5 separate regions of the Mus musculus genome follow, and all the other regions are linked to region 1. A link is a loop called in an ENCODE intact Hi-C map of the cell type or tissue named here. Cell type or tissue: heart. All regions are shown on one strand. Each heading gives the region's core, and the rest is flanking DNA. Links, peaks and the distances in the headings are about the cores only. Region 1 holds the start of Fam118b (family with sequence similarity 118, member B). Region 2 has its middle 4.3 kb from the start of Dcps. Region 3 holds the start of St3gal4 (ST3 beta-galactoside alpha-2,3-sialyltransferase 4). Region 4 holds the start of Foxred1 (FAD-dependent oxidoreductase domain containing 1). Region 5 overlaps Kirrel3 (kirre like nephrin family adhesion molecule 3).

Region 1 (6,125 bases), core at 356-5,355:
AACAATGTTTCCTTCCTTGGGCTGAAGAAAAAAAAAAAAGTTTGGACAAGAGGTGTTTCTAATCAAAAAGACAAGATGAAATTGGTCAGGAAGTAGACAATGCCCCAAATAGCTCTGGTTGGAATTTCTCAAATGAGGAAGAGGAAAAGAATACGGGTTTGAAGGAAAGAAGGAAGTGGGTGCATGAACTGTTTTGTTTTGACACAGTCTCTCTATGTAGTCCTGGCTATCCTGGAATTTGCTATGTAGAACAGGCTTAACTCATGAAGATCCCCCTGCCTCTGTCCCTGAGGGCTGGGACTAAAGGCATGTCCTGCCACACTAGGCCCTAACTCGACTTTAAACTGTGAAATGCCATGATTCATGGGAGAAGCACTAAGGAATCCGTAACTTTTGTAATCAAATGAAGAGATAAACAGCAAACCTGAAATCTTTAAATTCTTCCTAGAAAATCTCGGACTAAGCCTTTTCCTCCCAGTGACTGTTGTCTTTATTTTCAGGCATTATAGAGTGTGCCTACAACTAAGATCACAGCTTTGTGTTGCTAACAATGACATCTGAGTTGTTTTGTTTCATTTTGTTTTTCTTTCTTTCCTGCCAAAGAAGGCCAATTCTGTAAAAACAAATGTTAATTCTTGAACAGTGCAAAAAAGGTAAAAGTATAAATATTTTTCTCGAAATTCTTCCAAACCATAAAGGTTCCATACCTAATATAGGAGTGTAATTAATGTAATGATGTGATTTTAAATCCTGATGTTCATGTCTTGGGAAAAGGGGCTTTCATGTGACTAACACGTGATCCTCAGCAGTTCAGAGACATTAGAACATGGAACTGGAGCTTATCAGAAAGGATAATTCTTTTAGAGTGGAATTTCTCAAATTTTATATAGGTGTTCTACTTGTGAATTTATTGGTGAGAGGGGACAAAGCCACTAATAGAAGAAACAGTGTTTCCCAAACTGTTCCCATGGAACTACATCCAGATCACTTATCTTATTACAGAAATACAGACAAGTCTTCCCACCATTCTCTACCTTCGTTCTTCACGTCAAAAAAAAAAAAAAAACTGACAGAAATATAACTGTTCAAAATGTTCATAAACAGACTGGGTGTGTGGGGGTGTAGTCTTTTATTCTAGCACTAGGGAAGCAGAGAAAAAGGTCCATGAATTGGAGGCTAGTCTGGTCTACAATGTGAGACCTTTAAGACAGACAGACAGACAGACAGACAGAAAGCAAACAACAACCCAACCTAACTCAGAATCACTGCAGCCACATAAAATATTTGTGAGCTTACTATATTAACAGGTTTGGGGATGAAAGAAGTCCTCCAGTAATTCACATCACACCTTGACTGTATAGCTGGTAATTCACATTTCAAGGACAGTACTTAGCAGGGGGGAAAAGACCGCGGAATGGGACGGGGCTTCATTAATGATCATCTACATTACAGCAGCCTAGTTGGTTTCCCGGATATACTTTCCTTTTTGATCTGTCCTGCTTTGTATTGCCACATTCCTCTCTACAATACCACTTGCAAGGGATTTCTCAAGAAGTTTCAAAGATCCAACTATCACATGAAGTTTAAATTCTTCAACTTCTAGTCTTCTGAGGCTATTCACCTGTTCAACTGTTTCACATGTGGTTTCCTTCTGCTAATTCATTTTGGAGGGAGAAACACCCAAGCCTAATTCAACTATTCATTCTCTAACTGAAATGCAATCTGGCTATCTTGAGGGAAGAGTCACTAGTTCTCACGACATCCCTTCAGCATCAGCTTCCCCAGCAAACGGCATGCGCATCCCAAGGTGTTTTCGAGATTACCATTCCAAAACAGCTGTTCATATTCCCAGCTGCCCTTTGGCGATAGGAGAGTCGTCGTTTGCAGTTCGGGAGTCTCTTGTAGGAAAGGGAGAGAGAGAGAGAGAGGGTTCGACGGTTTCAAGCTATGGAAGGAAAGACTAAAGGAGGCAAAGGGGGAAAAGCTCTTTACTTTCCTTGGGAAGAGTAGATAAGGGAAGAAAGAGGAGACCCCAAGAAACGAACTCTAGAGAAAGGTCAGTATAAACCCGTAGCGCTCTCGAGGTAGGACGTATGGGGCGGGGGTCCTGGATGAAGGAAAAGAACCGTCATCTTCGGGAGGACTGGCTACAAACAACGCGAAACAAAGGGGTTGGCAGTCGCAAAGCGGGAGGTTGGAATATGAGAGATCTGGGGATCTCCGGAGGACGAGCGGCAAGAAAACGAGAAAGAACACCACACGTCCCTCTGAGGACCCGCCGAGGACCTGGTTGCTAAGAGGGACCAGACAGGTGCCGGTAAAGACTGAGGAGCAGCCAGCTTCACTTCTAAGGACGCGGGGGCGGGGAAGTGTTTCTGCGTGGAGTCGTGCCCCGAAGCGAGACACGCTTGCCAGGGCAGTGCTCTCCAAGAATGGAGATCCGGGCCATGCGAAAACCGTTGGGGCACCGGCATTTCCCAGCCCTCGCCTGGCTTCCCCACACACTCACCGCGTCTGCTCCAAACGCCACCGCTCCAGCTGCAGCTACCGGCCGGCGCAGCCGCACTGAGCGCGCACCGCCCCACGTGACCCGTAGGCTACCTGCCCACGTGATCAGCAGGGCCCACCCCCCCCCCCTTCCTCCTCTCCGCGCTGTCCGGCCCCGCCCTCGCCAAGATGGCCGCGCCCTGCTTGCGTACGCCTGGTGTCCAGCTTTTGAGTATGAGTTCGCGTCCCGGGAGATTGTTCACTCCCGGCTCCTGGTCGTTTTGTTCCAGCGCTACTTCCTCTAGGCCCCTGAATGCTCAGAGATTGGCAGAGAAGCTCCGAGCCCAGAAACAAGAGCAAAAGGCAAAGGAAGTGCGGGTGAGTCTAGAGAGACTCAACTTCCGAGAAGCGATGCTCTCACGGCTTTCTTAGGTGTGGGGTGTGGTAGGCAGGTCCTGTAACAGCAAGTACATCAATGTTGAGAATATTCTGTGTGGTAGTCGGAATACCGCACTTTTGCTACTGCCAGACCCACCGCGTGGGTATGCAGATAAGACAGATGGCTATGTATGGTCCCAAAGGAAACATGAGTCAAATTATACAGTACAGTCATTCCACGGATTTCCACCTAAATCGCACTTAAGGCCATTCCCAGCGCTTCACTCCTTCATTAAGCTTTTTCCACCTTTCTCTTTCCTTAGGTGCCTACAAACCCCGTTCAGCGGAGAGTGCAGGAACTAGTGCGATTCACACAGCAGCTGCAGCGAGTTCACCCCAATGTGCTTGCTAAGGAACTGAGCCGAAGGATTCTCCACCAGGACAACGACCTCGTGGTCATTAATAAACCCTATGGTCTCCCTGTCCATGGTAAGAGCCATGTGGGCTAAGGAGAGAAACCTGCTGCTGCTTCCTCTTCCATCTAGGGTCACCCCTGAAGCTTTATTCATGAGACACTCTTGAATTCAAGTTAATTAAACCTTATTATCCCATGTATGTGACTACTGGTAACAAACCAGTGTCTAGTCCCCACTTGCAGATACCTGACAGTGAGCTGTATGCAGCCTCCCACAGGAATTATTGCAGAGAGATACAGAAGCTCAGTTCTGCACTGTGGGCTGTGTACAGCCACCCACAAGAATCGATGCGGAGAAATACAAAAAGTTACTTGCTAACTGTTATTTTCCATCAAAGTGGTTAAAACAAAACAACAACGAAAAAGGAGTTGGGAGCCAGTGTGCGACTGCCGCCCCAGGTCTAGGGGAGGATCCGGTGTTCATGTTCAGATCAGTCTCAGCAGCAGCAAAACTTCATTTCAAAATGAGAGAGGTAGAGAGACAAGGCTGGGAAGAGGAAATAATACACACGGTTGCGGTACACAGTAACCCCAGAGGGACTGGAACTTAATAGATGTCCTGATGCTGCTGAGTGTTCTGATGGGGGACGGCTGAAGTGAGTCAGAATTGAAAGGGAAAAAAAAAAAAAAAAAAAAAAAACATTTGTCAAAGGTCTGCAGGAGGAAAGTAAATATTTTAGCAAAAAAAAAAATATTTTAGTTGGAATAAATCACTCCTTTGGTGGCAGTTCCTCTAGGTTTCGTAACGAGTTCTTGCCTTACTATTTATTCTCTGCTTAAGTTTCTAGTTGTTGAGGATAATTTGTTTCGGGTATTTATATTTTATAGATAACAAAGCTGGAAAGGTCAGATGGTGAATACAAATAGTAAAATCCAGGGATGTCTGATCTTAGCCCATCATCTTTTTTGTTTGTTTGTTTTGTTTTGAGAAGGGGCTTTGTATAGCCCTGTCTGTCCTGTAACTAACTCTGTAGGCTTTGAGCTCATAAAGATCTCACTGCCTCTGCCTTAGGAGTGCTAGGATCAAAGGCATGCACCGCCATCACTCAGCTAGAGCTCATCTTCTTAGCCTCTCTTCTAGGGAATGCTTCAGTGAAGCCTCTCAGGCCCACAGACTCTGAAGAGAAAGTCACAGTGTTTCCCAGACTTATTACTTGAGAGCCCTTGGGGTGCTTGTTAAAATACAAGTTCTGAGTTTATAGTCTGGAAATGGTTGGCCTGCATTTCATTTTATAGCTAAGATCTCTGGGCCTATTAATATTAGTAATCCTCACCATATTGTTCATAGCACAACTGTAGAAAATGGAGACAATTGTTTGTTCTGTCAAGATTGAAAGGTGATTATTATCTCAAGACTGAGAGATTGTTCTCTCAAGAAGAGTTCTCCAGCCTCTGGCTCTTTCCTCCGTAGGTGGCCCAGGAGTCCAGCTCTGCATCAGTGATGTACTGCCCATCTTGGCAAAGATGCTTCATGGCCACAAGGCAGAACCTTTGCATCTGTGCCACCGTCTGGACAAAGAAACCACAGGTGTAATGGTTTTGGCTTGGGAGAAGGACATGGCACATCAAGTCCAGGAGCTATTTAGAACCCGCCAGGTGGAAAAGAAGTACTGGTATGAGGCCTGTTATTGTCACTAGGGGTGGAATGAAGAAACGCATCCCTTTTATCTGTCCACTGCACTACAGAACTGTTAATAGAAGTCACCGTACTAGAATTCATGATGATAACAAAGAGTATATGAACTAGCTTAGTACTTGGAATGTCGGGTGATAAGATAGTGGTTATGTGCACACGTGTGTGTGTACTTGGAGAAGTCAGGGTTCTTTTTCTGTCGCTCCCTATTTTATTGACATAGGGTGTCTCACAGAACCTGAAACTCACTGATTAACTAGCTAGCCTCCAGAATCTGCTAGTCTCCATCCCCTTGAACACCGGGGTTGCAGGCGTGAACTGCTATACCCTGGCTTTCCATGGATGCTAGGATTCTAAGCTCATCAGCATGCATGTGCACCAAGCACTTTACCCACTGAGCCATCTCCTCACCCCCTTTTGTTTGATTGGTTTGGTGGTTGGTTGTTTTTGATAAAAAGCCATACTTTGTAACTTTGGTTGGCCTGGAGCTGGCTACATAGACCAGGATGGACTTGAACTCCCAGAGTTCTGCCTCCCAAATGCTGGGTAGAAAGGCTGGTACCACTCTACCCAGTGCTGGTTTTTAAACATTTATTTGTGTTTCTGTCTGTCTGTCTGTCTGCTGCCTGCCTGCCTGCCTGCCTGTCTGTCTGTAGTACTTGGGCATGTGCTTGTCTATTCTTCTCCTTCCATTTTGTAGGTTCCAGGGAATCAAACTGAGTTTGTCAGGTTTAGAAGCAAGCAGCTTTATCTGCTGAGCCATCTCCATAGCTACTGACTTGTTTTTTGAGACAGGTTTCATGTAGCTCAGTCTGGCCTTGAACTTTGATCTTCCTGCCTTCTGAGTGCTGGAGGCACCATACCTTGTTCTGTAGCAGTGTTTTTTAGAGCATATTCCTTTAAAAACAGACTTGCAGCTTTGAATAGTATGCATGTTAAAAAATTTTTTTTTAGTATTCCTTTGAAATGAATTTTTATTTCGTGTGTGTGTGTGTGTGTGGGTTTTGGTCTGTGTACCACTTGCTTGCCAGAAGAGGGCATTGGATCCCTGGAATTGGAATTACAGATGGCTGTTAGCGGCCATATCAGTGCTGGGAGTGCATTCTGTGCTTTCATCCTCTGAGCTATCTCTCTCCAGTTCATGTTTAAAAT
Region 2 (6,125 bases), core at 740-5,739, 88 kb before region 1:
TTTACAAGGCAGGAGTGGGGAGTGAGTTCTTTCTGAATTTTTATCTCCGTGTCCTCAGCACAGGAAGGCAGGCATCTCCGGTTGTACAGTATAGAAACAAAAAGGCTTTTTTCTGGCTATAGAGAACAAAGAGCTTCTTTCTAGCTGGATTTTTAAAGATCAGGGAAAACAAGCTTAGGGAATATCCAGGGGCTTTACCTTCCAGGGAGAAATGCTCTAAATCAGGGTCTCACACAAGAACTAGTCTAACAAACATTATTCTTGTAAGTGGCAATGAGCTTTAATTTTTCAGACGAATGTAATGGATATGGCACAATTTTTTTTCAGTTCTTAATATGAACAAGATGCAACTTTCTGTCCATGTTTTAGTTAGTAACTAAGTACACCATGTTTTAATAATAGACTGCGTTTTGGATAGGAACATGAGTTGAGTATGACTGTTAAGTACAGGAACGTATTGGGGTAGCTGGAAGTTGGTATAATTATTTGCAAGTTGTCATTTGTCAACAAGCCTGAGGTTATCAATTATATACAAGACCAGAAAGAGATGTCCCCAAAGCCAATGGCAGTGACAAAACCTACTCTGTTCTTATGAACATTTCTGAGCGTTTTTCCAACTCAGAAAAATGAAAGAGAAAGGCTGCGCGAGACAAAATGTGTTTAATCCCAGCACTCTACAGGCAGAGACAGACAGATTTCGGAGTTCCTGCTAGAGCTACACATAAGGCCTTGTTTCATGAAACATTAGGTTGGATATTTGTAGCCAAATGAGGAAGGAAACTGTAAGTTCCAAATTGTAGGTATGTAATGTCAAAAACTAAAGTTAGCACTTTAGTAATAGATCCAGCTTGCTTGCTTGCTTGCTTGCTTGCTTGCTTGCTTGCCTGCTTGCTCACTTTCTCTTTCTGTCGACGAGGTCTCACTAGTAGCCCTGACCTACCCTGGGCTGGAATTCGATATGTGTATTAGGCTGGCCTTGAACTCAGAGATCTTCCAGCCTCTGCTCCTGAATTCTATACCCAGCTCCAACCTACTTTAAAATAATTTTATCCTTATTAAACTTCGAATGATAGTTTTGTATGAATTCAAGAAGAGTGATTAGTTATATCGACTTCTTTCATTCCACATCTACTTTGCCAGAATCCTTGGTGAGGGATTTCGTGTTAGATGTGTGTGCACACGTGTTCAGTGGGCATTGAACCTTGCAGTGAAGCATGTGCTCTGCCACAGAAGTACACCCCAAGTCCTTGAGTAGGCTTCCAACTTCTGGAGACAGAAACCAAGTCAAGTGCTCATCAAACTTCACCAGTCTTGCCTAGGTGGAGTCCTGTCTTGGCACCCCTGGTCCTTGCACGGTCTTTATGCACTGTGATCTTACATGCTACCATCAGCCAGCTGGAGTAGATACCATAGATAAAGGGGCTTTTAAAGTGCTGATTTGGGGCTCCTATTGTATCCTGCTGTTTGAGCAGCAAGCAGTAACAGTGTCCTTTAGTGAATTTAGCTTTTCTTAGATTGCTTCTCCTAAACAAGCATAGAATGAATGGTATACTCAGAAATAAACCTACTATTTCTTACATTATTTCAGAGACAATTCTAAATCTGAAACAATTATAAATCTGGGGAGTTGGTGTTTGTGTTTTGGCTCTTTGAGACAGGCTAGCTTCAAACTAAACCCAACAGGAGGAAAGACATACACTAGAATATTGGAGTATTCATTCATTTATTTATTCACTGTGTGTGTGCAGGTGTGAAAAAATCATGATAAAACGTCCTTTTACAAAGGGGACAAAAACTATTTGTAAGAAAAATGATTTTGTACATGATATAAAACATTATCAATTCAACTTATAAAGATGAGCTCTGCCACCCATTTCTTTTAAATTGTTTTTACTAATATCCAGTCAATACCAGATTTTATTTATATATACTCAAGCCAAAGGGAAAAGCAAGCTGTGCCATCCAAGAAGGGGGAATAAGAAAGAAGTTATCCCACATTATTGCTCACAGACCATTGATTACATACCAGGGCCTAAGAACCTCTGTGTGTCTCCACTAGACAGAAAGTTGAAGGAACACATTTGTTTTTAAAGATTTATTTATTGTTAGATGTAAGCACACTGTAGCTGTCTCCAGAAGTGCCAGAAGAGGATGTCAGATCTCGTTACAGGTGGTTGTGAGCCACCATGTGGTTTCTGGGATTTGAACTCAGGACCTTTGGAAGCAGTCAGTGCTCTTAACCGCTGAGCCACCTTACCCGCCCCAAAGGAGCACATTGATAAGACAATACAGGGGAAAAGGCTGCCCAACAGGTTCCCCAAAAGTCAAGCCAGAGTTTATAAATAATTCAAACAAGCCAAACTTCTGGGCATGGTGGCATGAGCCTGTAATTCCAGCACATTGGGAGGCAGAGGCAGGAGAATCATGAACAAAATCCAGACCACACATGCACGTTCTCTCTCTCTCTCTCTCTCTCTCTCTCTCTCTCTCTCTCTCTCTCATAGGCATTTTTAAAAGATTTCTTAACTTTGCTTTAAATTTGATCCCTATTTAAATGGAATCTTTTATTCTATACTCTCTGGCCATTTAACACAGTTTTTACCTCCAAGGAACCAAGGGAGACCTAGGTGACAGGATACAATGCTTGCTTTTTCATTTTTCAGGGAAGGGCTGGCAGGAGGGCTCAGCAGGTAAGATCACCTACCTGGAAAGCCTGATGACGTGAGTTCAATTCCAAGAACTGGAATAGAGGTGGGAGAACCAACTCTATAACCTTATCCTCTTATTTCCATGGGTGCCGTGGCACTCTCGCCCCCTAAACACATCATGCACATATAAAACACAAGGATAATTTTTTTAAAGATTTATTTATTTATTATATGTAAGTACACTGTAGCTGTCTTCAGACACTCCAGAAGAGGGCATCAGATTTCGTTATGGATGGTTGTGAGCCACCATGTGGTTGCTGGGATTTGAACTCCGGACCTTCGGAAGAGCAGTCGGCGTTCTTAACCACTGAGCCATCTCGCCAGCCCCAAGGATAATTTTTTAATCTTACGAGGAACTCGGAATAATTTGAGGATTCAAACTATTTTAACTTTTTAAAAATTTATTTATTTATTTATTTATTATATGTAAGTACACTGTCACTGTCTTCAGACACTCCAGAAGAGGGCATCAGATCTCATTATGGATGGTTGTGAGCCACCATGTGGTTGCTGGGAATTGAACTCAGGACTTTCAGAAGAGTAGTCAGTGCTCTTAACCACTGAGCCATCTCTCCAGCCCGTTTTAATTTTTTTCCTTTTCTTTCTTTTTCTTTTTTTTTGGGGGGGGGTTGTTTTGTTTTGTTTTTTGTTTTTTGAGACAAGGTTTCTCTGTATAGCCTTGGCTGTCCTAGAACTCACTCTGTAGACCAGGCTGGCCTCAAATTCAGAAATCTGCGTGCCTCTGCCTCCCAAGTGGTGGGATCAAAGGCGTGCGCCACCACTGCCGACTTTTTGTTTTCTAATTAGAGTTCTTTAATTGTATTAAGGTTGTATTAAGGGAATCCTCACAACTCTTGTCATATTTCTTTTTTATTATTACATTTATTTATTGCGCTAACTGTGCACATGCCACAGTGCGAATGTGGAGGCCAGAAGATAAACGTATGGAGTTGGTTCTCTCCTTCTACCTTACACGGGTTCCAAGGTCAAACTCTGGTCATCAGGTGTTGGGTACATCTTTACCTGCTGAACCCTCTGACTGGTCCTACTCCTGTTATATCTCTCTGAGTTTAGAATGAAAGCTCTTCAAAAAAAAAAAAAAAGCTTTTTTAAAGATGTTGTGAAGTTTATCTGGGCACACTCCTTTAATCCCAGCACTCGGGAGGCAGAGGCAGATGGATCTCTGAGTTCAGGACCAGCTTGTCCGCAGAGCAAGTTCCAGGCTACACAGAGAAACCCTGTTTTGAAAAACAAAAACGAACAAACGAAAATTAAATGTTGTCAATGTATTCATTTCAAAATTAAATCCTAAGGCAAAATGGCGGAGGGCTGTGCATAGTGGCACACACTGTGTCTCAGCGATCCGGAGGCAGAGGCAGAATTGCTGCAAGTTGGAGGTCCAGCCTACACAGCAAATACCAAGCCAGCCAGAGCAACATAGCAAGATGCTGTCTTTAAAGACAGACAAGAAAAATAAACTAAGATAAAACCAGAAGCCTACACGAGAACAGCTTCAGACACATGCTTTCGTCTGCTGTTCACAACGTGGAAAAGAAGAAATAAGGGTTTGTTTGTTTCATCTGCTATGACTGAGATATAGGTTTCGTGTGCCTAAAGGCCCATATGTTGAAAGCTTGGTCCCAGTGTGATGGTACTGAGGTAATGGAGCCTATAAGATGTGGAGCAGGTCTGTCATAGCATTACTATTGCTGTGATAAAAATATCATGACCATAAGCAATTTGGAGAGAAAGGGGCTTGTTTCTTTTTATACTTCCAGGTAAATCAGTCGCAGAGGGAAATCAGGCCAGGAACTCAAGCAGGGCAGGAACCTGGAGACAGAAGTTGATGCAGAGACCAAGACCATGAAAGAGTGCTGCTTACTGGCTTGCTTCCCATGGCTTGTCCAGCCCACTTTCTAATAGCACCCAGGACATTAGCCCAAAAATGGCATCACTCATAATGTGCTAAGGTCCTTCCATATCAATCAACAATCAAGGAAATGTACCACAGACTTGCCTATGGCTAATTTGGCATGGGCTTTTTCTTAATTAAAGGCCCCTCTTCCAACATAACACTAGCTTGTGTCAAGTTGATATAAAACCAGGCGGCACACCACCTGTCTTAGTTACTTTCTATTCCTGTGATAAGATGCCATGACCAAGGAAACTTTTAGAAGAAGGAGTTTCTTAGGGGCTTAAGTTTCAAAAGGTTAAAGTTTGTGGCTATTTGCAGCGGGGAGCATGGCAGCAGACAGGCGGACAGGGTGCTAGAGCCAAAGCTGAGAGCTCACATCTTGAGACCTAAGAGGCAGAGAGAAAGAGACACCGGAAATGATGAAAATCTTTTAAAACCTCAAAGCACAATCCCAGTGACACACACTCTCCAAAAATGCCACACCTCCAAATCTTTCCAAACAGTTCTACCAACTGAGGATCAAGTATTAAAATATATGAGCCAGGCTGGAGAGATGACTCATCGGTTAAGAGTACTGGCTGCTCTTCCAGAGGTCCTGAGTTAAATTCTCAGCAACTATATGGTTGCTCACAGCCACCTGTAATGGAATGTGATGCCCTCTTCCGGTGTGTCAGTGACAGTGTACTCACATTAAATAAATCAATCTTTAAAAATTATGGGAGCCTATGGGGGCCATTCTCCTTCAAACAATCACACTCCTGGAAGGTTGTTAGGTCATGTGTACCGGCTGGTTTTGTGTATCAACTTGACACAGGCTGGAGTTATCACAGAGAAAGGAGCCTTCAAGTTGGGGAAGTGCCTCCATGAGATCCAGCTGTAAGGTATTTTCTTAATTAGTGATCAAGAGGGGAGGGCCCATTGTGGGTGGGACCATCTCTGGGCTGGTAGTCTTGGGTTTTATAAAAAAGCAAGCTGAGCAAGCCAGGGGGAAGCAAGCCAGTAAGTAATATCCCTCCATGGTCTCTGCATCAGCTCCTGCTTCCTGACCTGCTTGAGTTCCAGTCCTGACTTCCTTTGGTGATGAACAGCAACATGGAAGTGTAAGCTGAATAAACCCTTTCTGCCCCAACTTGTTTCTTGGTCATGATGTTTGTCCAGGAATAGAAACCCCGACTAAGACAGCCACCATGGTGCTATTCTTGGAAGGACTTAGTGTTTTTTTTTTTTCTTTGTGGGATTGTGGTTAGAACACAGAGGTCAGTGTAGTGCAGTGTAGTGTAGAACACTCTATACCCTTCCCCTTGCTGTTAGCTTTTATGAAAACAGATTTTTTTTTTTAATAAAAAGTCTGTGCCTGACCTCCAAAATCTCCACTTTTCTATCTTTTCATTAGATCGTATACCCACATATTCTTGCCACTATGATGTCCCATGCCAAGAGACTAGTACCAGAGAGGTAGCACAGGTATGGCCACCTGATCTGAGGCTTACTTCAGTTTCCAA
Region 3 (6,125 bases), core at 1-5,000, 150 kb before region 1:
ACACTGTTCATCTCCTGCGGGGGGCGGGGGGGGGACTGAACACACAGAGATGACTTGGAGCTTCTCTGGAAAAAGCTAACAAAAAGAGGTGTAGGCTAATGACTACAGCCATGTACTAGCCATTTCCTTGTGGAAACTAAAATCTTGGGGTGAGAGGCAAGGATCTTTAGGAAGAAGGGGGATCCTAAGGGCTAGAGGAAATAGAAACAGGAAATAGGCTGAGCAGCACCAGTTCCTAGCAGGGAAGTGGTTGAATCGGTAACTCAACACTGGGTAGTGGAGCAGGTAGTGTGAGCCTCGCTTGTCCTGCCCTGTGATGTCCAAATCTATCTCCTAATGGCTGCAGCTCCACCTTGTTCAAAATCTCTAGGTTCAGCCTCCAGACCTTCTTAGGGCCCCATGCTCCCTCTCTAAGCCTGTGGTCTTGAACCTGACAGCTCTCAATTGCTGTATTAATACAATGAATATAATTGTCTTGTATTATCTGTCGCGGTGTCCTCCCTCCAACGTGGTGTAAACCTTGAACCAGGACAACAAGGGTTCTTACTTCCTTGGGCAGCCTTGGGGCAGGTACTCTGAGGAGAGAACAGAGGCCTGGTGTAGCCTGCAGAGCCAGGGCAGATGCCAGTCCAGTGGAGTAACTGCAGACTGGCCAGGCCTCAAGATGGAGCTAAGAAGTGGGACTGACCTCTGTTCCTCCAGACCCAGGGAAAAAAGGAGGTCCTTCCCAGGATTTCTGATGATTCCAGAAAGGGACTGATTCTTAGTTTTACCCAGAAAACAAAATCCTATGACACTAAAACAACTGACAGGGTAGAGGGGCCAGGGTGCTTTTGTGGGTGAGTCACTGGTTCAGGGCAGGGAGCAAGAGAGGGAACAGAAGAGAGCCTAGAAGGCACTGGGGGCTTCCTCACCCTGAGCCTCCTAGTGGAATGGGGGCTTCCTCTCTCTGAGCAGCAACCCACTCTTAAGCTAAATAGTCCCTTCTGTTTAAAGCCTAAGCAGGCAACTCTAAAAGAAAAAGTGTATCAGTGTCTTGCCTGTGTGTATTGTACTTATGTGCACCACGTGCATGCCTGAGCCTGTGGCAACCAGAAGAGGGGGTCAGATCCCCTGGAACTGGAATTAGTCACTATATGGGTACTTGGGAATTGAGCCTGAGTCCCCTGTAAAACCACTCAGTGCTCTTAACCATCTTAGATAGCAAGGTAGTGCTCTATCTTGGAGAGATATAATCCCAGAATAACCTTGGAGAATAACTCCAGAAGGGGCTTATTAAGACAGGGTCTCATGTAGCTCAGGTTGGCCTCAAACTCCACATAGAACAGAAGATGACCTGGATGATCTACAGTCAAAATGCTGGCATAACATTTCCAGAGTGCTGGGATTATAAATAGGTACCACCACAATATGTTTAGGCAATGTTAAGAGATCAAGTTTAAAGAGTTTATGACAGGTAAACACTTTACCAACTGCATTCCTTGTGTCGTTGTCCGTCCTCCCCCCCCCCCGCCGCCCCCCCCCCCAGTACTGGGATTGTAGGCAGCTCCGTCTGTCACTGAACCACACCCCCAGTCCCTAATTTACTTTTATGACTTCTGCCTGCATACCTCTCTTTATCTCCATCATCACCTTGAAATCTTTGGGGACTGGCCCAACTCCTGGCTTGCTGTAGTGGGGCTGGGGGATCGGATGTGTTGAGGAGGGTGAAATGAGTGGGAGGTGAGGCCCAGGGTTCAGTAAGCAGCCAAAGATGCCTTCCCCTATGCAACAGGACAGGCCATAGGGGATGCTCAGAGTAGGGCAGAGGCAGAATAAGTTTGAGGAAGCCGAGCGGTGTCAGTTTTCTCAAAGGATGTTTGCAGACCAACTCCCAACAGAACAAAACATGTCCAGTTATTTCTGAGGCCCTAAGTGACTGGCACCTCCTAGGTAGCACTCTAGGGGTGCCTGGGAAAGTAAGGTTATGGATGGTGTTTCACTAGCAAACTCACAACATTCCCTCTGTACCCCTGATACTTACACATATCAATTCGTTTACAACCCCCTGGGTAGAGAGGCCTGGAGGGGCCAAGTGGGATCTGTAGCACTGACCCTGCCCTGTGGTATTGGTGTGTGCCCCTTGTGAGAGACAACTATCACTGTGGTACTATTCAAACCCAGACTAGCCTTTTAAGCCTGACCGGGGGGAGGGGGGGGGGAGGATCTAGCCTAGAGGACAGAGAACAGAGTAGATCAGACTCATAAACCAGAAAGTCTACCCCTCGGTCTGGGAGGAATGGCAGTGGTACAAGACACGTTGGCATCTCGGGGCTGCCCATAGGTCTCAGCCAGCAAGGGTCTCAGAGAGGCACCTAGAACAGACATAGACAAGGGTTCTGCCCCAGCTCTAGGTTAACTTCTCAGTCTTATCCTAGGCCTTCTCACTGCCCATTACCCAGGCAACTTTGAAGCACAGTTGGCCCAAAGACCCCCCCTAATCCCTGGACACAGCCACCCTGCAATTTGGCAAGCCCACCTTTGGGCTTTGCCTCAGCGACCTTGCAACTCCAGCACACAGGCAGACCCTGCAAAACTTGTCACCTCTAGCAAAGCCAGCCCACACGTCCTGACTTCGGAGGATGCTAGAGGTGATAGTCACCCATTCAGCTAGGACGCAAGAGCGACAGGGTTGGGGGTTAGAAACTTTCCGGAGGATTGTCCTGCTCACTCACTCCTAGAGAGCGAGACAAGTCAGGCTTCCCGCGAAAATCTAGTCCAAGCAAGGGACCCAGCTCCCCAGGGCTGTGGCCACCCTACACCAACCCCGTGCAGCGTGGCGTCCACGTGCGGGGCCCCCCGACCACCTCTCCGAGCCGTGGCGGGAGGCTGCAGCCTCGCAGCCCCGTCACTCCCCGCCCTCCGCCGCGGGGCCCCAGAGCCCGGCTGCCGCGTACTCACCCTCGCGGGTGGAGCGGGGCGGGGCGAGGTAAATCCGCGCGCAGCTCCGATCCGTTAGGCGCCCCGACTGGCGGGGCAGCACTGGCGCAGTGGCTCCGCTCGGCCCGGTCCCTGTCCCGGGAGCGGGGCCGGCCTGGGAGCGGGCAAGTCCGCCTGAAGGGGAGGCGGGGGCCAGGGCTTGGGCGGGGGGCGGGGGGCGGGGAAGGGGCCGGACACGCTTGCGCACACGGTCGGGAAGCCGACAGCCGCGAACGCCGCGCTGGAGGGAGGGCGCACCGAGAGAGGGAGGGCGCGGAGAAAGGAGGGAGCTAAGAAGGGAGGGAGGGCATCGAGGAGGGAGGGCGCGCCGAAGGAGGGAGGACGCAGAGAAAGGAGGGAGTAAGGAGGGAGGGAGGGCGCAGAGGAAGGAGGGCGAGGGTGTGAGGCCGCGGGGAGACTGGGGTTGGCCTGGAGGCCTCCCTGGCCTGGAGAGAGACGGCCGGGGTGCGGGAGGCTGGATCGGGTGAGGGCAAACCCAGGGCAAGCGCTGCCTGTGAATGGCTCCAAGATGAGTATGCCCAACGTTGCCTCTAGCACTGATCCCACGCTCTCCTGGAAACAATAACCAAGAAAGGCTTCTTTGCTGTCCCCGCGCGGTTAAAAAAAAAAAAAGTATCCTTTTCTCTCTACAGAAACTCAAGAACAGGAATAGAAGTCCATCCTTCCAATATCCTCCCATGCCCTCATGGCAGTCAGGTGACCTAAATTGACGAGCCTTTTCTCTGCCCCAGGCCGGCCTATGCGCCCCAAACTGCTCCCTTAGCTCTTCCTCCTTTGCATACCCTCTCTTAGCCTTGGATAACTTCTCAGTTTCCGTTCTTGCTGAAGGCGCCAGGCATCCTGTCTCCAGAGGAAACCCCTTCAAGCCTTTAACCCTGATGCCGTGGGCTCTAGAATTGCCTGGACTGCAAACAGTGCAGAAACCACCCTGCAGGACTGTCCATTTCAGGAGTCAGCACAGTGTTACCCAGTTCCTAGCTTGAGCACCCTGGGGCTACAAGGAAAGTATTAGATCCAGTCCCCCTTCCCCCGGAAGCTTGCTATCTAGTTGCAGAGAAGGGGTGGCGGGTGTTGTGCTGGACTCCCATCAAGAAACAGGCGGCACAGGATGTGACTAAGTGTAAGTAAGATGTGAATAACTGACAGTAAGTGCCCAGGGTTTTAACGGAGTTTAAAGTCATCGTCAGGGGAAGCTGGAGGTCTCATGTGTTGGGACTCTCCAATTCACAACAAAACGAAGAGGTGGCCTCCAGCTTCTTCCATTCCGGCTGTTTCCATCTGAATTATACCTTGCATAGGTGGAAGCTCTTTGGCAGCTCACCAAAACCTAGTTTTATTTGAATGGTACCTTTGGCCTGACAGTCACCTAGTCACTCAACAAATATTTATTACATTTCATGTCCTGGTCTGGAGCTAAGCTGGGAATAGACAATACAATGACTATGTCTCTGTGTTTGGCAAGGGAAAAAGAAGAAGGCAAAAGAAAAACTGCTCGGGGAGAAAGAACAACTGAAATATGTCTGGCAAGTTGATTCAAGAAACAGTTGCCCGGCCTCCAAACCTGGATAAGTCTTCACCAAACTAGGTACAAAGACAAGTTCTTGCTAAAGGTAAAAATCCTTCTACCATAAAATTGAGCTTAAGAATCAGCTTTTTTTTTCTTCTTTCTTTTGAGCCTAGAGACTTGAGTCCTAATCCTGCTTCTGCCACTAAATAGCTTTCCTTTTCTTAATGGGGGGGAAAAAAAAGATCAGTGGAAATAACTGAGCTTATTCAAAGAGCATTATTAGTATTGAATGAGACAATGGAGGGGAACTTGTCCTGAAATCACCATATGATATATATGTGCTCAATAAACATGCAGACAAATGCCTTTTAAACATATAACATGCATGCACTCAGAAGCACAGCGTCAAGCCTATCCTAGCCCCCATCATCCACTTTATCTTACTATGTGTTTATGACTTGTCTCTTGCACTTTCTTCTTCCTCCACCAGCACCCCTTAGGGGAAAAAAAAAATCCCACTAAGTAACCCAGGCTGACCTAGAACTTGTGATCCTCCTGCCTCACCCTTCTGAGAACCAAGATTACACAGTTTCTTAACAGTACAGACAGAAGCTGAACCAGCAACTTAGAATCCCCTGTATCTCTGAGGAAGAGAAGGAAGCGATTCTAACATAAGGACTTCTTTCATCCTAGACTTCTGGGTTCTAGGTTCTTGCCAATCCCACTGCACCCCTTGACAGGACACTACAAGTTGCTTACCATGAGTCAGGGATGTAACAAGCTGGGCTTTGGCCTTAAGGGACTATTCCTTTCCGAGGTTAGCTGTGATGAGGTGAGCCAAGACAACCTTCAGAATAACAGCAGTAAGTCTTACTCGGCTGGCAAGCAAACCGCTTCCATCCCCATCCTTTTGCCTCCTCTTTTACCTGTCCTGTTCTCCTAGGTAGATGTGGCAAACACCTGACTCCTGGGACAACCACTGGAACCTCAAACAGAGGGAGGAGACGGGGTGTGGGAGGAGGCAGGTGCATCTGGGCCAGGAGGCTCCTGCTGGCCAGGCAGCTAGCTACCTGACAAATATGCCTCCTCCCAGACATCTGGCTCCTGTCCCTCACATGTGCCACGTTCACATCCTGGAGGAAGGGACAGCAAGATGCCATTTGAGGAAGAAATAAACCCAATCCAGCATCTCAGGCGCTTTTAAAAATAGCGACCCCGGGATGGTGTTTCATCTCCTATTTTTATCAGATTTATAAGGCTGGACCATGGCGTTGAGCTGTTCTCAGGGATCTCAATAGCAGGAGACAGCTCTATTGTAGAGTGAAAAACCTGCCAGGAGGCCAAAGCTAAAATGCACTCCCAGGCCCTTTAGGTTGGAAGAAATCCCAAGCATGTAGCTCCTGCCTTTCTTTACAGCCAAAATCGACTAACCACAGTTTGTAGCTTTTTTTTCCCTTAAAATCTAAGCTGGGTATAGTAGAACATGGCTACAATGCCAGTACTCAGAAGGCCAAGGCAGGAAGATCATCGGGAGTACTAGGCCAATCTTATAGAGACTGTCTCAAAAACACCCGGGCACGGTGGTATAACACTTAATACCATTGAGGATACTGCTGTCATGATCTAATCACTTCCCAAG
Region 4 (6,125 bases), core at 436-5,435, 57 kb before region 1:
TGCATCTCAGTTAATGTGTTAGGGAGAATATTCTGAGGGGAGAAACATGGACCCTGACTCCAGGAGAGGACGTCCAGTTCACTCAGTTCTGTCTGTCCCAAATGCCCCATTTCTCTTGACTGCTGGATGTGAAGGCTCATTTTTCCTTTTCTACATTCCTCTCTCCCTTCAGTACTCTCAACTCCTTGCCCTACTCTATCTCCTTTCACAAGATGGTGGGGAACCACGCACCACTGCCTCCTGTAAAACACTTTCTTCTCTGCTGCCTAGCACAACCTTGTCCCTCAGAATGAGTGTCTCCTCTAGAACACTAACTGGCCAGGGAATCAGAGTGCCAAGAAACACTCCTATGAGCCAGTGTCTAGTTTAAACTGAGGCTCAATGCCAGCTTTACTAGATCTTGTCCCAGTTTCCCCACATGTAAAATGGGATGTTCTGATTAAATTAATTAATGAGTTAGCATCCGCAGACATTTATCTGGTTTCACTAGTGAGATTCACAGCATATCAGAAGAGAGCCTGTGCATACCATATCACAAAGATGTTCAACCCTTAATTGATGTGAAGCTCAATGTGCTAAGGCCAACCTGCTGCCTACTTTTATTTGTGGACCACACTCAATTATTTCTATGTTTTTTGTCTGTGGCTACTTTTGTGCTATAATGGCAGAGCAGAAAAGTTGAAACAGAGACAAAATGACAAGAAAACCTAAAATATTTACTGTCTGGCCCTTTATAGAATTTGCTGATCCCTAAATTAGGATTCTTGTTAGAAGCCCAGTACCCTGGCCACTCCCTAGAGATTCTGGTTTGTTAGGTTTGGGAGTATCTTACATGGGTGCTAAGTGTCCACGACTGGGCGATAGTCCTCGTCATGGGGCCTTGAAGGTTAAATAGGCCCATTTTTCCTGATAATAAGAGCTACTAATGAGGAGATTCTTATGACTTGACCTTCAGCTTCCCGATTTCTAACTTGGTATAAGAGCTCAGTGAAGTATGTGAAGCCAAGAAGCAGCTCAGGGCAGTGCTGGGCACCCACCTTTGCATTTTCACATTGTTTTCCAAGGTGGCAGCATCCTTTTCTGAAGCTAGCAAGAGACAGCCGGAAGGGTTGAACTGAAGTTCCACAGGAGGAGCATCCACCACAGCCAGGTACTCCTGAGTGCAAAGAAAAAGAGCTGCTCTCCAAGGAGGCTGACAAAAGGGAACCTCCCTGGCCTCACCACAGCTCCAGGAGCAGTGGCCCAGATCAGGACAAACCCTTCTCTAGGCACCAACACTGGAAGACAGTCAAGGATCCCAATATCTTGTTGCCTCAAACACACTCTTCTCCTTGGTTCCCCTTACCAGCTAGGCTACTGATCTCTGGGCTAAAGAAGGGACTCCCACCCCAGCCTTCAAATCTTACTGTACATACATTTATGTTCCGGAGAAAGTTGATTGAAAAGAGTGAGAGCTGGACATTCTCAGGCACGGAAAACTGCTGCCAAATCCCGCCCACAGAAGGCCCTGTGGAGGAAGCCCGTGAATACTGTGAAAAGAAAAACCGACGTAGACTGTCATGATGTAATATATAATGGAATCCTGCAATGGAAGCTGTCAGTTATACATTTAAATGCAAAGGGGAATCATTTTTCAAGGAGCAAGTATGGGTAAATGTTCTGGAGCACGTGTAATCGGAGCACTTGGGAGGCACAGAATGGAAAATGCTGAGTTCAGGGCCAGCTTCAGCCATATATTGAAACCCCATCTCCAAAGAGATTAAACAACAGTAGCAAAGTCTCTTCCCCTTCCCCAACAAAACAATGTTATTGCTGCGGGTCTTTGTTGAGGGAGGAAGAGCCTGGAACTATTTCTTAAGCTCCAAAGTCCAAAGCACAGTCCCTGCCCTCAATGCCACAGTCTGTGTCCTCAATAAGATGACTGCCCTTACTCCCTGACCTCACCGTGTGGTCCTGCTCCACCACCAGCACCCGAATGGCACCTCTTCTACTCTCCAGCTTCTTCAGCCAAAAGGCCACAGACAGACCAAGAATCCCACCTCCTATGATGACCACATCCGCCTGTTCTGGGGGCAGGTGGCTGGTGTCATACAGCACTTCATATTTCTTTCCAGGCAGGATGGAATCAACCTTCTTCTTAAAGTCAGACACCTTTGCATCCCAGTCTGCAGGACATAGTTACAGTTAGATGACTTATGTTCTTTTCTGCGTGGTTGGGGGTTGGAGGATGGGTACAGGAAAAGGGGGGCTGAAATAGGCATTTGGATTGCCACACCTCCAATGTCATCCTTTCTCATAAGATCAACTCATATGCAGCAGTATTGTTAGAACTTTGTTGTTTGGTCTTTGTCCCACCAGGCCCCAATATCATGGATCTCTAACACTGGAAGATTCAACTTCCTGAAATTACTTTCTGTTTCCCCATCAAGCGAGATGTGACTCACATTATTTAGCTCTTGCAGATCTCTCTCCCTCCTGAACCCCATTCTCAGATATGCCAGGCCCAGGGAACGAGTCCCTAGTATACTTCATACTGCACAGCCTTCTAAAGCCGGGCACCTTTGTAATGGTTTCTTATCCTTATCCATCATCGCCAGCAAGCTTCCATTTATATGGCATTGTCCACTGGGAAGTGCCTCCTTGAGAGCCATACACTTGCCTCGGCTCTTTGACCTTTAGTAGGCAAGCCTACCCCTTCCCCCAGCTAACTCGCTGTCCCGCCCGCACGAGGCAGGGGGTCGAACCTTGAAGGTCACATCTATGGAGGGTTTGGGCTCCCCAGAACCACTGCTGCCCTCAGCTTTACCCAGAGTAAAGCCTCCTTTGCGTGTGCGTAGCCCCCGGTATGGGAGGCCCGGGCCCAAGCCAAGACGCAGCGCTCTGCGAAACATGGCCTTAGAGCCCGGCTTCTTTCAGCTTGAGGTGGGTTCCCCTCAAGCCGACTCTGTCCTTCCTGTCATCGGTCCGCGCCACGGGGAATAGACACGAACGCGCCGATTAGCCGGCAGTGCTCTTCAGGCTCCACCCCTCCACGCTATAGGGGAGCTATCGCCTCTGGAGTCCCGCCCCTGTGTGCTATTGGTCAGGCTTGAGTCTACGTCATCTCGCGCGCCCTGAGCGGGAAAGGGGCGGGACCACGGAGGCTCGTAGCGGAAGTGCGGCTGAACCGGTTTCCGGGGGCTGCTGGTGTGACGTGTCCCGCGCTTGGCGCAGCAGGAAGCGGCGGCGGCGGACGCGGCCCGAGTTCCCGGCCCCGGTCTCGGCCTCAAGTCTTCTCCCGCTTCCGTCATGCTTGACTTCTTCACCATCTTCTCGAAGGGCGGGCTTGTGCTCTGGTGTTTCCAGGGCGTGAGCGACTCGTGCACCGGGCCCGTCAACGCGTTGATTCGTTCCGTACTGCTGCAGGTACCACCCCCGCGGGGCAGAACTCCGGGCTGTCGTCCCTCAGACCCAGACTGTGGTCCCCTTTCCAGTAGTCACTCCGCACTTTCCGTTCTGATCTCCTCAAACTGGTCGGTTACCGGCCACCCAGGATCGACTTCCTTGCCTGGATCACAGTATCCCGAAACTTTGCGACGCCCCCCACTCCTCCCGTTTCCGGGGCTCTAGCCACGTTCTGGCGTCCTAATGGACTCGAACTCCCTCTCCACTCATCCGAGCAGCGTGGTTTTCTGCTGTTTTGACGTTGGGTGAAACTGTGGATGCGAGAACACCTTTCAGGAACAGTAGATGGTTCACAGCTGCTAGAAGATCTGATTGTTTATATATGACTGTTTACTTCCTGGCTCCCACGTGTCCTGTCTCCTGTCCCAGCTTTACCCCTTGTCCTTACCTGGTGTCTGTCTGTCTGTCTTTTTTTCTCACGGGGTGCTAGAAATGTCCCAGAACTCCCTTGTTGAGGGCAGGATTATATCTGGTTATTTCCCAAACGTAGTCCAAAGTCTGGTTTTGCTGTGGATGTAGCCTGACTGCTGAAACGCTCTTTTTCCAGGAACGGGGCGGTAACAACTCTTTCACTCATGAGGCTCTCACACTCAAGTATAAACTGGACAACCAGTTTGAGCTGGTGTTTGTGGTAAGTGGGGGTATGTTAGAAAGACAAGTTATGTTCTCAACAGCATCCCCACTGATGAACCTAATTAATTGTGGGTATTGTGTATGTGATAAAGTGATAGAAAAAAGTTAGGAATGTGGAGGGGAGAAAGCAAGCGACTTCTGGGTAAGATTGTAAGCTTGGCTCTCCCGGGGCAGGAAACCTATCTCTGGAGGCTTGGGTTGAGTTGGCTTCCTTCCATTCTGGGCTGGCATGTAAGGAGATCTATTGGCTCCGTCTCCTTCCATAAACAGGTTGGCTTTCAGAAGATCCTCACGCTGACCTATGTAGACAAGTTGATAGATGATGTGCACCGACTGTTCCGGGATAAGTATCGCACAGAGATCCAACAACAGAGTGCTTTAAGTCTATTGAATGGCACATTTGATTTCCAAAATGACTTCCTGCGGCTCCTTCGGTGAGAGGCTTTCCTCCGTTCAAAGGGAAAATTTTCATGATTTAAGAGTGCCTGCCTGTCGGTGGCGCATCAATATTTACATGGGTTCAAACCAGTCACATTTTGTAGCTTGTTTCTTATAGTCCTTTTGATATGTGGGATCTTTTTCTTAAGTCAGAGTTGTCCTCTTGTATGGGTAGAAAGACCAACTAGTCTCTTTTCTCTTTAGTGAAGCAGAGGAGAGCAGTAAGATCCGTGCTCCCACTACCATGAAGAAATTTGAAGATTCTGAAAAAGCTAAGAAACCTGTGAGGTCCATGATTGAAACACGGGGGGAAAAGACCAAGGAAAAAGCAAAAAACAACAAAAAAAGGGGGGCCAAAAAGGAAGGTGTGTTTGAGTTTCCTGACCCTGCTAGGGCATACAAGATGTTAGCATAGTATTATAAAACTCTGTGGTACTCTTTGACATTGCTAGCCTCCTTTAACTTAATGCTCACCACCCTATCACTCCCTTGAGGCATTGTAGTCTCCAAGGTGTTTGGTCCAAGTTGCTCTTTAGGATTTGGAAGAACTGTAGTTATTACCTGGGTGGTTGGGATTTATGTTTCTTTTCCTCCAGTGAGGTTTCTTTTAACAGGTTCTGATGGCACTTTGGCTACTAGCAAAACAGCCCCTGCAGAAAAGTCAGGTCTCTCAGCGGGACCTGAGAATGGAGAACTTTCCAAAGAGGAGCTGATCCGTAGGAAGAGAGAGGAGTTCATTCAGAAGCATGGCAAGGGTCTGGACAAATCCAGGTCAGCACTGTTACCCTGTCTCTGGTGACTGTTACCCAGCTGTGCTGGGGCCAGGGGACTCTCCTCTCATGTTCCTTCCTATGTCATCCTTTGCAGTAAATCTACAAAGTCAGATACTCCAAAGGAGAAGGGCAAAAAAGCACCCCGGGTGTGGGAACTAGGTGGCTGTGCTAACAAGGAAGTCTTGGATTACAGTACTCCCACCACCAATGGAACTCCAGAGGCAGCCCTTTCTGAAGATATCAACTTGGTAAGATGCATAAAGGTCAGAGTGAAGATCACCATTGGCCAGAAATTGGGAAGGAAACATCTGGAGGGTATATCTGGATTTGAGAGAGGAATGAACTATATGTGGGTTTTTCTAAGGTCTCAAATAATGTTGCCAGGGTATATCCTGGGCTCTTCCCCTCAGCTGTTAGTGTTCTTGATCACACCTCTTTTCTTTGCCTGTGTTCTCTAGATTCGAGGAACTGGGCCTGGGGGACAGCTTCAAGATCTGGATTGCAGCAGCTCAGATGATGAAGGGGCCACTCAAAATACCAAGCCTAGGTAGAAGGATTTCAGGTGGGAGGTGGTGTGGATGCAGAATTGATGACCCATACCTCCTGCCTGCTGGCCTAACGCATACTTGTGATCTTCTGTAATTGTAGTGCTACCAAGGGAACTCTGGGTGGCATGTTTGGGATGCTGAAGGGTCTGGTGGGTTCCAAGAGCTTGAGTCGAGAAGACATGGAATCTGTGCTAGACAAGATGCGTGATCATCTCATTGGTGAGTCTGGAGGACTGGCTTGACTGACGGACTATGACATAGTTCATTAGGAATAGAACCATTTTCTAAG
Region 5 (6,125 bases), core at 666-5,665, 240 kb before region 1:
CCTAAAGTCATGTTCTTGGGGCCTATGTGCATCCATCTGCTTTACAGAAAAGCAGTCTCCCTGTCCCCCACCCCCACTCCCTGCCCCCAGCACGACCTGCTAGTCCTGCCCATTTGGCAAGGACCAGAGGCAGACTGGGGGTTGCGCCAGGGTGACAGTTCTGTACCTTTCGGGATGGAAGCAGATGGTGGATGTTGAAGGGCTGGTCTTGGAGGAGAAGGGTATGGAGGTCAAGAAAAAAGAAAGGACCCTTTCTCCTGAGCATTGTGGTAGCGTGGAAGCTGTGATGCAACTCCCCTGCTCCCAAGGCTTGGATATGTGTGGAGCACAGCAGGTCCTGATTCCCAGCAGGCCAGAGGAGGAAGTTGCCTCAGAGCTGAAAGCCCTGAGTTGTCTCTATGTACCCACCTTGTTCCACAGAAAGGGAAGTAAGGAGACAGGAGCCATTGCCTTTGTTGTTGTTGTCGTTGTTGTTGTTGTCAAAGGAAAGCCATGGACTTATGACTCACTAACCACTACATGCATTATAAATCCCTCCCTGAATGCTGAAGAGAGCTAAATTAGGCCAGCCTCGACCTGCATCTCCAGTTTTCCTCTCCCTGGCTCTCTACCCTGTTCTAGCATCTACCCCTTTCCCCTGGCTCCTCCCTACTCTCCACCTACCTTATATCCCGTACCCAGGCTCAACAATCCTATCCAGAGCTAACCCCCTATTGAACTGACTGTGCCTGCCCAGGCCCACCGAGGCATGCCCAGGAAAGTCCCACATGGCAGTGGTCTGGCCCCAGCTTGGCAGGGGCTGCACCTGGGGGACTGGGTGGGGCCCTAGCAGGACAGTAGTTTTCTCCTTCCCTCATCAGCCTTGTCTGTTTCTTTCCCGCAGAGTCTGTACCAATGGCCGTCATCATCGGGGTGGCCGTAGGAGCTGGCGTGGCCTTCCTCGTCCTAATGGCAACCATTGTGGCCTTCTGCTGTGCCCGTTCCCAGAGAAGTACGGGAGGGAGACCCGGGATCTCAGGGAGGGGGACAGAGAAAAAGGCCAGGCTTAGACTGCCCAGGAGAGCAAGTAAGCAGGAGTACAAAGAACAGGGGCCACAACAATGTTGTGAGCTCCTGGGGCAGGGATGGGTATGGTGTGCTGTTATGCACCTGGAGGGTGTCTGGCAGCAAGTGGGAACCCTACTGAGGCTGACCCGAACTCAACTGGCCTCCAAGTAGCAGGACAGTCCACTAGCACTTTGGGTTGGACACACAGCACTGTTATTTGGAGTGCATAGAAAACCTCAGAGGGAACAGGGTGGCTTGACCCTCCTTGCTCTGCAAAGACTGCTAGCTTAGCCTGAAAAGCAAGCCGCCCACACAGGGCACAAAAGCATGTGAAGAACTGCCCTGGACGGGCTTTTCAAGGTTTTTTATCTTTAGCAATACAGTTCTAAGGGGCCAGGACACTCTTAAAGAGCATATGGACATGGGGCCTCTGTACTGGGCTCAACTCTGGAGTAAGGGAGAGGTAGGATGGCAGAGGAAGTGCCCTGGGCAAGTCACATCTATTTATAGCCTTCATTTCCTTACTGGTGATATTAGAGGCTTGGGTGGTATAGCTTTTATCACCCCAACCACCTCTGAGCTTCTAGGATCAGAATACACTGAGTCACCAGGCCAAGCTATGATCACCTTGCATCCTTCACTTGTTAGAGGAAGCTACTTATCCCCCTCACATATCCTCCATTCCCAGCTGAGCAACCTTACCACCTTGTGGTAATCCAACACAAGAGCCTTGAAACCTCCCTTGCTGCCTTTCCATGGATATGACAAGGGAGAATATTTCAACAAGATTTGTCTAACAGGCTGCTCCTGTAGTTCAGGGTAGCTAGACCTCTGTGTACTCTGGATTGGCTGAAAGACCTTACGGTCTTTTTAACATTAAGATTTGTGGCCCTATAACTGGAGAGCTCAAATCCAGGCAGCAACAGACAGAGAAGACTTCTCAAAGTGAGAAGGGACTCAGGGTGACAGATCCTAGCCAGATGAGATAGAGGGATGGATGAGGACAACCTCTCTAACCACAGGACATGCTGCAGAAGCTAGGTGGCCTACACAACCAGTCTTTGAGGCCCTTCCAGCCAACAGTCGATCTCTACAGAAGTTCTGTGGGTGGGGGCCTGCAAAACTGACGTTTCAGAGTCTGAGGGGAGGTTAAATCCTGAGATGGAACGGGTATCAGGGGGTATAAGGGTGGCAGCAGGGGGTTGTGGGGCAGTTGACATGCCTTGCCTAAGAATGAGGACTGAATTCTTTGTCTACACTTTCCTATCTTATGTCCAGATCTCAAAGGTGTTGTATCAGCCAAAAATGATATTCGAGTGGAAATTGTGCACAAGGAGCCATCTTCTGGCCGGGAGGCTGAGGACCACACCACCATAAAGCAGCTGATGGTAAGAGCACAGCCTATGCCCCACTCCATCCTGAGCACACAGACTTCCCGATGCTCTCCATACTGCTGACAGGTAGCACATCCAGGCAAACCCCTCCTGCCCCCAAAGTAAGCCGGGCATGCACTCAGCCAATGAGCATTTATTTGTGCCTCTGTGACGTGATGGGGGAGATTCAAATACAACTTTGATGCAGTTCTTGACCTGGATCCTGACCACTGAGTAAGGAAAGAACCTGTGCTTGAATTCACATGTGTGGCTGCGTACATGTGAATTCAATGTGATCCTCTTCCTGATCCTCTCTGCAAGAACTGGAATCCTCCCAACTGTCCAGGCAGACTCACATGGGGAGAGGCATGGTATAGATATTCGATGCATTTTTTCTCCTCTTCCCTCTTCACACACACACACACACACATCTGCCAGAAACCCTGGTTTCTTCTTGGGAACTGGATATCCACCAAAAGAAAATGCAAAACTTCTCCAGCAACACCAAACTGCCAACTCCTCTTCCTGATCCTCTCTGCAAGAACCCGAATCCTCCCAACTGTCCAGGCAGAAGTCTAGTCAACTATGCCGGAAGCTCACAGAACACTATATCGTGGTGGCATTATCTGGGAACAGTGACAAGAGGGCAAGGAATAAAGGACAAGGGCTTTTCTGAGCCCCAGTGACCCCATCTATGAAATGGACATGAACACAGTAATATACAGAGCCATCATCAGGATTATAGGGTAACAACCTGAGTACATACGGGGTACAGTAGAGTTTTCCCTCGACATATGTGCAGAGTTCTGTCCTATAATTCCCAGATACCCAAATCTGAATGTGTACAAGTATAAAATGCTATATAACATTTATACAGATGCTACCTGCTTCCTCTCATATTCATAAATCATCTCTACTTATGAAGTGTAATGTAAGTGCTGTGTAAACAATTACTGTACCATATTGCTTAAGGATTAATGGCGAGTAAAATATGCACGTTTGATACAGGCAATTTTCCCTAAATATTTTTGATCCATGGTTGGCTGAATCGGCTGTGCAGAATCTAGGAATGCAGAGACCTGCCTGCAAGAGCCCGGGGGTTGCTTACTATTGTGCTGCTCTAAATTCACCCACTAGATGGGGAGCAACTGCTGCCTTCTTCATCCCTGGCAGAGGCTCAAGGTTTCATGAGTGGAACTGACTTTTCTCTCTGTTATACTTTCTCTAGTCAATTGATTTTCAGAGTCTGTCAATTCTGCTTCCAAAATATGTCTCAACTAGGTGTTCCATACCGCTCCTCCATAGTCACTGCCTTATTTTGGGCTTTGCCCCCTAAACCACTGCAGCAACACTTCCCCGCCCCCCCCCCCAATTAGGACTTGGCTTTGGGCACTTGTCACAATCCATCTTCCACGGCCCTGAAAAAAGTATCATTCTGAAACAAAAATCTGGCGGCCCATGCCTATAACTCCATCGCTCAGGAGGCAGAAACAGTATTATCTGTATGACCCTGAGGCCAGCCTGAACTAGTGAATGAGACTCTTAAATGTAAATCTGATCCTGTGACAATCTGCTGAAGTCCCACAGTTGCTTCCATGTCTGCTGGGTGAAGTTCAGCTACCCAACATGTCATCGGGCCCTTTGCCTCAAGGCACCTGCCAATCTTTCTAGTTCCACCTTCCAGCCAGACATAGTGTGGCTTTCCAGACACACTAAGTACGGGTGATCCCTGGTCTAGGAGTCCTTTATACATCAAAGACCCACGGTCTTTCTCCCTGTTGACGTCTCTGATAAATTTCATACCCTGCAATAAGAACTGGTTCAAACGTCATCCTCTCCAAGAAGTTCTCAGCCTGCCCCCTCCTCACACACTGGCAAGCTGTGCAGCGTTTTTGCTTTAGTTTTTGCTGCATTCCCCTTGAGCCTCTTTGACAGCCTGCTGCTGGACCAGGGAGCCTCTCAGGATACTCCAGAGCTTCTCTAGGGCAAAGGTCATGCATCTTTCCCTGGAGTCTCCCTGACACAGAACCTGACAGAGCATTCCTTCGCACAGGATGGAAACCACATCCCGCGCGTCTGAGAAGGAATGATGCTAATTAAGCTTCATCAGGTCCACCCCTCATCCCTGGTAGACTCTTTAGTTCTCTCCCAAGGAGGTCTTCCTTTTGTCTCAAAGCCACACCCTCAGGAAGAGGGCAGGTGTTCCTGAGAATTTGGGGCACAGCAGAGGGGATAATTTGACAGAAGGGACTTGCTGAGACTCTGTAGCTAGTCTGTCCCTTGGGAAGATATTCACGGATCCCCTTCCTCCACAATGGGAGATTTTATACCCTATGATCTGGGAAATACTCCATCATCAAGGGGAAGTGCCTTAGACTTTATATCTGGTGGGAAAGAACAATAATAATTTAGATGAAATCAGTACATTTACTGGAAAAGTGAAAAAAAAACCGTAATGCAATTAGTGGGGGAATAACAGGAAGGAGGCGCGCTGGCCCACAAGACTGAGATGCAAGAGACAAACAAAACACCCTGCTCAATAGGCTGAGTGGGAGCCTGAGCCAGGAGTGGCCCTGCAGGAGTGAGGCACCTTGTGTCCGGGGATAGCATCCCTCTGGTTCCTGGTCACTTTATACATCCACCATGCACTGTGGAAGCTTTGTCCTGGTCTTACACCTCATTACTCAGCTATTTGGAGTTCAGCTGCTCATTCCAACACAAATACCAATCACTGCATTCACTTTGGCCAGAAGCGTGCTGGTCAGTGACCACAGTATGCAAGGTCCTAAAACCAAGGCGTGCCGTGCCGGGGATTGGAAGGGAGCAGGATCTTTCCCCCAAGGCTGTTTGGCACTTGTCAAGGAAGACAGTTTTCCAGTTCATTTGAGTCACTGCTGTGAGGAAGAGGCATGGCCTATTTTGCTTTCTGTTGCTATGACAGAACACCGAGAAAATCAGGGCTGGGGGATGGCCCAGTCCATATGGTGTTTTGACACAAAAACATGAGGACCTGAGTTCAGTTTTCTCAGAACTCATGTGAAAATAAGCAAACACCAGCAATCAAAGTCTTGGGGAGGTGGAGACAGGAGGATCTCGTGTGCTCACTGACCAGCCAGCCAAGCTACACTGGTGAGCTCTGGGCTCAGTTATCAACCCTGCCTCAAAAACTAAGATACTCAGTGTTAACCTCTGACCTACACACACACAACTTTTTTACACAGAACTATATACACAACACACACAAAAAGGAGGAGAAGAGGCGTAGTGGCTCATACCTCCAATCCCAGGACTCAGGAAGCTGAAGCAGGAAATTTGCCACATGTCAACTTCAACTTGAGCTACAAAGTGAATCCCAGTCTCAAAGCAGCAACAACAAGGCCAACATAGCTAAGATGACTCATGAGCAAAAGCCAGTGACGCTCAAGGCAGACCACCTGAGTCTGAACCCAGAAGCAACACCTAAATAATTGTCATTTGATGTCCACACTGTGACTTGCATATGCAAAGTGCACGTGCGCATGCACACACACACACACACACACAGAGAGACAGAGAGAGATTTGGCCCATGTTTTCAGTTCATGTTCATGTGGCCTTCAGACCTGCATCAAGGCAGAATATCACTACAAAAGCATGCAGCAGAGAAGACTATCTTATGCTGGCCAAGGAAGCAAGAAGAGACAAGAGGGGGCCTGGTTCCAGTAGC

What was found. Hi-C counts contacts between places; a loop is a spot of excess contacts. Peaks named below come from ENCODE experiments on the same cell type or tissue, not always from the same donor. Only the 100,000 strongest peaks of a DNase experiment are listed, where the experiment ranks them.
Region 2: it touches region 1 in a loop (7-fold over the local background); 2 of 42 quality-filtered maps call a loop at or near these places.
Region 3: it touches region 1 in a loop (5-fold over the local background); 3 of 42 quality-filtered maps call a loop at or near these places.
Region 4: a loop joins it to region 1, with 6 times the contacts of the local background. A loop is called at or near these places in 19 of 42 quality-filtered maps.
Region 5: it touches region 1 in a loop (2.6-fold over the local background); 2 of 42 quality-filtered maps call a loop at or near these places.

Annotation. Positions count from the first base shown.
Region 1 is chr9:35,265,214-35,271,338 of GRCm38, forward strand. Fam118b (family with sequence similarity 118, member B) reads right to left here and starts at 2,592. Exons shown (of 8, transcript NM_194257.2): 1 at 2,510-2,592. Rpusd4 (RNA pseudouridylate synthase domain containing 4) reads left to right here and starts at 2,668. Exons shown (of 7, transcript NM_028040.2): 1 at 2,668-2,865; 2 at 3,189-3,354; 3 at 4,752-4,953. The coding sequence starts at 2,677. In heart, for the core only: no CTCF peak of the experiment used is centred there; a DNase peak (open chromatin) is centred at 2,558; H3K4me3 peaks cover 2,569 bases; H3K27ac peaks cover 1,759 bases.
Region 2 is chr9:35,177,187-35,183,311 of GRCm38, forward strand. No RefSeq gene overlaps it. Among named protein-coding and RNA genes, the nearest start is that of Dcps, 4.3 kb to the left of the region's middle. In heart, for the core only: no CTCF peak of the experiment used is centred there; no DNase peak of the experiment used is centred there.
Region 3 is chr9:35,113,758-35,119,882 of GRCm38, forward strand. St3gal4 (ST3 beta-galactoside alpha-2,3-sialyltransferase 4) reads right to left here and starts at 3,107. Exons shown (of 11, transcript NM_009178.4): 1 at 2,941-3,107. 4930581F22Rik (RIKEN cDNA 4930581F22 gene) reads left to right here and starts at 2,971. Exons shown (of 6, transcript NR_029475.1): 1 at 2,971-3,083; 2 at 3,612-4,589. It overlaps LOC115487216 (a long non-coding RNA gene), which reads right to left and starts at 5,787. Exons shown (of 3, transcript XR_003948311.1): 1 at 5,413-5,787; 2 at 5,246-5,333; 3 at 3,443-3,531. In heart, for the core only: CTCF peaks have their summits at 1,069 (motif pointing right) and 3,011; DNase peaks (open chromatin) are centred at 3,124 and 3,924; H3K4me3 peaks cover 2,953 bases; H3K27ac peaks cover 3,112 bases.
Region 4 is chr9:35,208,001-35,214,125 of GRCm38, forward strand. Foxred1 (FAD-dependent oxidoreductase domain containing 1) reads right to left here and starts at 3,055. Exons shown (of 11, transcript NM_001291448.1): 1 at 2,807-3,055; 2 at 1,945-2,165; 3 at 1,416-1,529; 4 at 1,038-1,156. The coding sequence starts at 2,891. It overlaps Srpr (signal recognition particle receptor ('docking protein')), which reads left to right and starts at 3,203. Exons shown (of 14, transcript NM_026130.1): 1 at 3,203-3,405; 2 at 3,992-4,075; 3 at 4,348-4,511; 4 at 4,720-4,880; 5 at 5,130-5,286; 6 at 5,383-5,536; 7 at 5,747-5,835; 8 at 5,937-6,055. The coding sequence starts at 3,289. In heart, for the core only: no CTCF peak of the experiment used is centred there; a DNase peak (open chromatin) is centred at 3,111; H3K4me3 peaks cover 2,693 bases; H3K27ac peaks cover 2,098 bases.
Region 5 is chr9:35,027,449-35,033,573 of GRCm38, forward strand. Kirrel3 (kirre like nephrin family adhesion molecule 3) reads left to right here. Exons shown (of 17, transcript NM_001190911.1): 14 at 884-991; 15 at 2,326-2,435. Among named protein-coding and RNA genes, the nearest start is that of Kirrel3os, 23 kb to the left of the region's middle. In heart, for the core only: a CTCF peak has its summit at 3,551; DNase peaks (open chromatin) are centred at 3,565 and 5,183.